2 separate regions of the Homo sapiens genome follow, and region 1 is linked to region 2. A link is an interaction called in ENCODE POLR2A ChIA-PET data of the cell type or tissue named here. Cell type or tissue: Caco-2. All regions are shown on one strand. Each heading gives the region's core, and the rest is flanking DNA. Links, peaks and the distances in the headings are about the cores only. Region 1 has its middle 4.6 kb from the start of IST1. Region 2 overlaps CHST4 (carbohydrate sulfotransferase 4).

Region 1 (2,911 bases), core at 213-2,712, 350 kb after region 2:
CAACATGGTGAAACTCTTTCTCTAATAAAAATACAAAAATTAGCCGGGTGTGGTGGTGCATGCCTGTAAATCCCAGCTACCTGGAAGGCTAAGGCAGGAAAGTCACTTGAACCTGGGAGGTGGAGGTTGCAGTGATCCAAGATTATGCCATTGCACTCCAGCCTAGGAGACAGAGTGAGACTCTGTCTCAAAAAACAAAACAAAAAACAAAACAACAACAAAAAAACAAAAACAAAAGAAAACCCGAAAAAACCTGACCTGATAATGCCAGACCGGGCAGCATGGCAAAACCCCATCTCTACCAAATAAATATAAGAAATTACCCAGGTATGGTGGCATGGCATGTGCCTATAGTCCCAGCTACTCAGGAGGCTGATGTGGGAGGATCATCTGGGCCCAAGATCATGGCTGCAGTGAGCCATGATTGCACCACTGCACTTCAGCCTGCACAACAGAGCGAGACCCTGTCTCAGGCAAAACAAAACAAAAACAAAAACAAAAAAATGATTTTTGACCTGCAGCTGCTTCACAGAAATGTCAGCCTGAAATTGAGATAATGTGTTTATAGGTGCTTTGTAAACTGTAAAATGCCACAAAGATAAGTTAATATTTGTATATAGCCCTAATTAGTGACATTAATTAGTTTTCTGAAGACTTGTTTCATGGGTTCTTTAACAAGTGATCTTGATTTTTTTTTCCTAGGCTTTAGGAAGATGTCCAGAGCAGTTCCTATATCCTTGTATATTCTTTTTTTTATTGTTTTTCTTCTTTTTCTTTTTTTGTTTCATTGTATATTCTTTAGTCTAAATGTTAATAGTTAAAACAAAGGAAATAACTCTATGCCCATCATCTTTCCCTTCTTTCTCTTACACAATGTGTAGTACTTTTATGCAGAAGTCAGCAAACTTTTTTTTTTTTTTCAGACAGGATCTCACTCTGTCTCCCAGCCTGGAGTACAGTGGCACAATCTCGGCTCACTGCAGCCTCCTCTGCCTCCCAGGTTCAAGTGATTCTCCTGCCTCAGCCTCCTGAGTAGCTGGGATTACAGTGCACCACCACACCTGGCTAATTTTTGTATTTTTAATAGAGACAGATTTTCGCAATGTTGACCAGGCTGGTCTCGAACTCCTGACCTCAAGTGATCCCCCTGCCTTACCCTCCCAAAATGCTGGGATTACAGGTGAGCAAACTTTTTCTATAAAGGACCACATAGTAAATATTTTGGGATTTGTGGGCAACATAAAGTCACTGTCACACATTCATGCTCCTCCCCTTCCTGCTTTTTTTTTTTTTTTTTTTTTTTTTGAGAGGGAGTCTCACTCTGTCACCCAGGCTGGAGTGCAGTGGCGCATTCTCGGCTCACTGCAAGCTCCGCCTCCCAGGTTCACGCCATTCTCCTGCCTCAGCCTCCCAAGCAGCTGGGACTACAGGCGCCCGCACCACGCCCAGCTAATTTTTTTTTGTATTTTTTAGCGGAGACGGGGTTTCACTGTGTTAGCCAGGATGGTCTCCATCTCCTAACCTCGTGATCCGCCCGCCTCACCCTCCCAAAGTGCTGGGATTACAGGCGTGAGCCACCGCGCCCAGCCCCTTCCTGCTTTTTAACCTTTTAACAATATAAAAATCATTCTTAGCTGGAGAGGCTGTACACAAAACAGGTTGGCTGATTAAGGCTTGCAGGCCTGTTATAGATTCTTATTTTATTGGGCTCAAACACTGTGTCTGGTTTTAGTTACAGCTACTAGTTATAGTCATTTACACAAAAAAAGTACCTGGTTAGTTACCAAAGAAATGTAATGTGTTAACATTTGTCCCAACAGCAAAACTGGATTTTCAAGGGAAACAGTGTTTATTTTTCAGTATGTTTAGCTTCTGAATGAAACTTGTCTGTTCAGCCAGGGACAGAGATAATATTGTGTTTTTTAATTCCCTCAGAGATACTGTTTCGAATAATTGGCTTGTTGGGGTACAATTCACAGTTGATATATTACAGGATCTAAATAGACAGGTAGGTTTTGTTAAAGCCCAGGACACAGGTGATGATTGCTAAATCTTTACAACTCCCGAGTAGAAAGCAATTTTTCTAAACGAATAAATGAATCATGTCGGCTGGGCATGGTGGCGCACGCCTGTAATCCTAGCACCCTGGGAGGCCGAAGCCGGCAGATCACTTGAGGTCAGGAGTTCGAAACCAGCCTGGCCAACATGGTGAAACCTCATCACTACTAAAAATACAAAAAATCGGCCAAGCGTGGTGTCCCACGCCTTTAATCCCAGCACTTTAGGAGGCTGAGGCGGGCGGATCATGAGGTCAGGGGTTTGAGACTAGCCTGACCAACACGGTGAAACCTCATCTTTACTAAAAATAGCCAGGCGTGGTGGTGCAGGCCTGTAGCAGCTACTCAGGAGGCTGAGGCAGCAGAATCGCTTGAACCCGGGAGGCGGAGGTTGGAGTGAGCTGAGATTGAGCCACTGCACTCCACCCTGGGCGACAGAGAGAGACTCCGTCTCAAAAAAAAAAAAAAAAAAAAAAAAAATTAGCTGGACTTGGTGGTGGATGCCTGTAATCCCAGCTACTTGGTACTTGTAAGGCTGCGACAGGAGAATCGCTTTAACCCGGGAGGTGGAGGTTGCAGTGAGCTGAGATCGCGCCATTGCACTCCAGCCTGGGCAACAAGAGAGAAACTCCGTCTCAAAAAAAAAAAAAAAAAAAAAAAAAAAAAAAAGAATCATGTCACCTTTAGCGCTTTTAGTTAGGTGGGGCTCAATGATACTTTTAGCTTATCTTTTTTCAGTCTGTGAGACAGAGTCTCCCTCTGTCACCCAGGCTGGAGGGCAGGGGCGCGATCTCGGCTCACTGCAAGCTCCGCCTCCCGGGTTCACACCATTCTCCTGCCTCAGCCTCCCCAGT
Region 2 (2,891 bases), core at 392-2,891:
GGCCTGTCTGAAGACATCCTTGTCATCAGGGCACCATGATGGAGACATTTCCTTATGTTGATTAAATATGGTTGAGTTCAGATATTTTTGGTAAACCAATGGGCAACGTGGCTTGGTTTAGAAAGACCAGGAAGGAGGAATTAAAGACCCTGAAGGAGAACATATCAACACACTAAGTGTAAGGGACAGGAAATGATTTGGAGAAGGACTGGTGCCATTGTTGGCACGAATCCTCTGGCTTTCCATGTTGCTCCTTGGTAGGGGGTCAGAGAGCAGGTGGCTTTGGCCAGAAGGGGAATAGAAGGCAAACAATAAAACAGCAGCCCAACTCCACCCTTTCTGTTTGTTCCTTAAAGGTCTTCCACTTCAGCACAATGCTACTGCCTAAAAAAATGAAGCTCCTGCTGTTTCTGGTTTCCCAGATGGCCATCTTGGCTCTATTCTTCCACATGTACAGCCACAACATCAGCTCCCTGTCTATGAAGGCACAGCCCGAGCGCATGCACGTGCTGGTTCTGTCTTCCTGGCGCTCTGGCTCTTCTTTTGTGGGGCAGCTTTTTGGGCAGCACCCAGATGTTTTCTACCTGATGGAGCCCGCCTGGCACGTGTGGATGACCTTCAAGCAGAGCACCGCCTGGATGCTGCACATGGCTGTGCGGGATCTGATACGGGCCGTCTTCTTGTGCGACATGAGCGTCTTTGATGCCTACATGGAACCTGGTCCCCGGAGACAGTCCAGCCTCTTTCAGTGGGAGAACAGCCGGGCCCTGTGTTCTGCACCTGCCTGTGACATCATCCCACAAGATGAAATCATCCCCCGGGCTCACTGCAGGCTCCTGTGCAGTCAACAGCCCTTTGAGGTGGTGGAGAAGGCCTGCCGCTCCTACAGCCACGTGGTGCTCAAGGAGGTGCGCTTCTTCAACCTGCAGTCCCTCTACCCGCTGCTGAAAGACCCCTCCCTCAACCTGCATATCGTGCACCTGGTCCGGGACCCCCGGGCCGTGTTCCGTTCCCGAGAACGCACAAAGGGAGATCTCATGATTGACAGTCGCATTGTGATGGGGCAGCATGAGCAAAAACTCAAGAAGGAGGACCAACCCTACTATGTGATGCAGGTCATCTGCCAAAGCCAGCTGGAGATCTACAAGACCATCCAGTCCTTGCCCAAGGCCCTGCAGGAACGCTACCTGCTTGTGCGCTATGAGGACCTGGCTCGAGCCCCTGTGGCCCAGACTTCCCGAATGTATGAATTCGTGGGATTGGAATTCTTGCCCCATCTTCAGACCTGGGTGCATAACATCACCCGAGGCAAGGGCATGGGTGACCACGCTTTCCACACAAATGCCAGGGATGCCCTTAATGTCTCCCAGGCTTGGCGCTGGTCTTTGCCCTATGAAAAGGTTTCTCGACTTCAGAAAGCCTGTGGCGATGCCATGAATTTGCTGGGCTACCGCCACGTCAGATCTGAACAAGAACAGAGAAACCTGTTGCTGGATCTTCTGTCTACCTGGACTGTCCCTGAGCAAATCCACTAAGAGGGTTGAGAAGGCTTTGCTGCCACCTGGTGTCAGCCTCAGTCACTTTCTCTGAATGCTTCTGAGCCTTGCCTACATCTCTGAGCCTTAACTACATGTCTGTGGGTATCACACTGAGTGTGAGTTGTGTCCACACGTGCTCAAGCAGAAGGACTTTTGTGTCCATGCTTGTGTCTAGAAAACAGACTGGGGAACCTTATGTGAGCAGCACATCCCACCAGTGAAACAGGGTATTGCTCTTCTTCTTTTCTTGATCTTCCTGTCTGGGCAGACTTCAGAGACTTTGTGGCCTGGAGGCCTATTAAGCACGACACAGTATCAGTGGAATTGATCCATAAACCTCCCTGTCCACATCTTGCCCAATGGGGAATGGATCTTTCACCAAAGAGCTCACCAGCATTTTCCACAGAGATGCAAATTCTGAGCCCTTGGAGTTCCCAGTGGATTCAAGGAAGGAAGTGGGAACAAGGTTGGATGCCTACTTATGAGCTTGACCATCACAGCTATCGGTAATCAGAAATATGAAACAAAATCTCTGCACAAAAGAGCAAGCTCTTAAGTTCACAGGGTGCCTGGGCTGCATTTGAATATCACTTCCCCTCTGCATTTTCCCATCACATAGAAGACTTTGACCTGTGAAGCTGCCATCTGTTAATACTAAAATTCCCAAATAAGGTTCTGTTTAGAATGTCCCTTTTTATGCTTCTTAATTATTAGCAGTAAATGTTCATTTTTATGGGATCCTAAGCTAAGAATAGATGTAATCATCTTTATTGGTTTTTTAAAACACCTTTGCTATTATCTATCACCCATTTATACAGAAAATTGCTAAGATAATATTTGGTTTCAGATGATGAACTAAGTCTATACCCTCTTAAGAATTGGTGGAAAATAGACAATTAGCAGCTAAGCCCTTTCTTTCTTGTGTGAGGTATAAGTTGTGATAACGCCATATGTGTCACCCTAGGGTCTGGGAAGAGAGTTCTTTTACTCTGATCCCTCAGCCAGAGGACCTCAGTTCTAGTATGACTGGTGCTATTTAGCTCCTCCTGGCCACTTCTCCTAATAAGAAAAGTTGTTACTCCCGATCTCGGCAGGAGCCCCCAGATCTAGTTTTACAATAGAATTTCACCTGTTAAAAAATGCAGATTGCCAGGCACTACCACAAATCTGCTAGAATCAGAATCCCCCAGTATGGGGGCTGGAGTTCTGGTGACTCTTCCATGGCTAGCCTGGCACTAGCGCACCTTGCACCAGGCAGCAACACTGTTCGCCTTCTTGCTCTAAGAAAGGTGATTCTTCCACAAATGCAGAGTATGTATGCCACTTGCTCTTGCCACTGGTGCTGTCCTTGGG

The links. ChIA-PET counts read pairs that join two places held together with the same protein. Peaks named below come from ENCODE experiments on the same cell type or tissue, not always from the same donor. Only the 100,000 strongest peaks of a DNase experiment are listed, where the experiment ranks them.
Region 1: POLR2A ChIA-PET joins it to region 2 with 8 read pairs; 1 of 35 experiments calls an interaction of 5 or more read pairs at or near these places.

Annotation. Positions count from the first base shown.
Region 1 is chr16:71,889,485-71,892,395 of GRCh38, forward strand. It overlaps a transcript of ZNF821 not described here. Among named protein-coding and RNA genes, the nearest start is that of IST1, 4.6 kb to the right of the region's middle. In Caco-2, for the core only: no CTCF peak of the experiment used is centred there; a DNase peak (open chromatin) is centred at 1,387.
Region 2 is chr16:71,536,304-71,539,194 of GRCh38, forward strand. CHST4 (carbohydrate sulfotransferase 4) reads left to right here. Exons shown (of 2, transcript NM_001166395.2): 2 at 357-2,445. The coding sequence starts at 375. The coding sequence ends at 1,535. Among named protein-coding and RNA genes, the nearest start is that of CHST4, 11 kb to the left of the region's middle. RefSeq lists silencers at 1,383-1,677, 1,526-1,595. In Caco-2, for the core only: a CTCF peak has its summit at 1,580 (motif pointing left); a DNase peak (open chromatin) is centred at 1,558.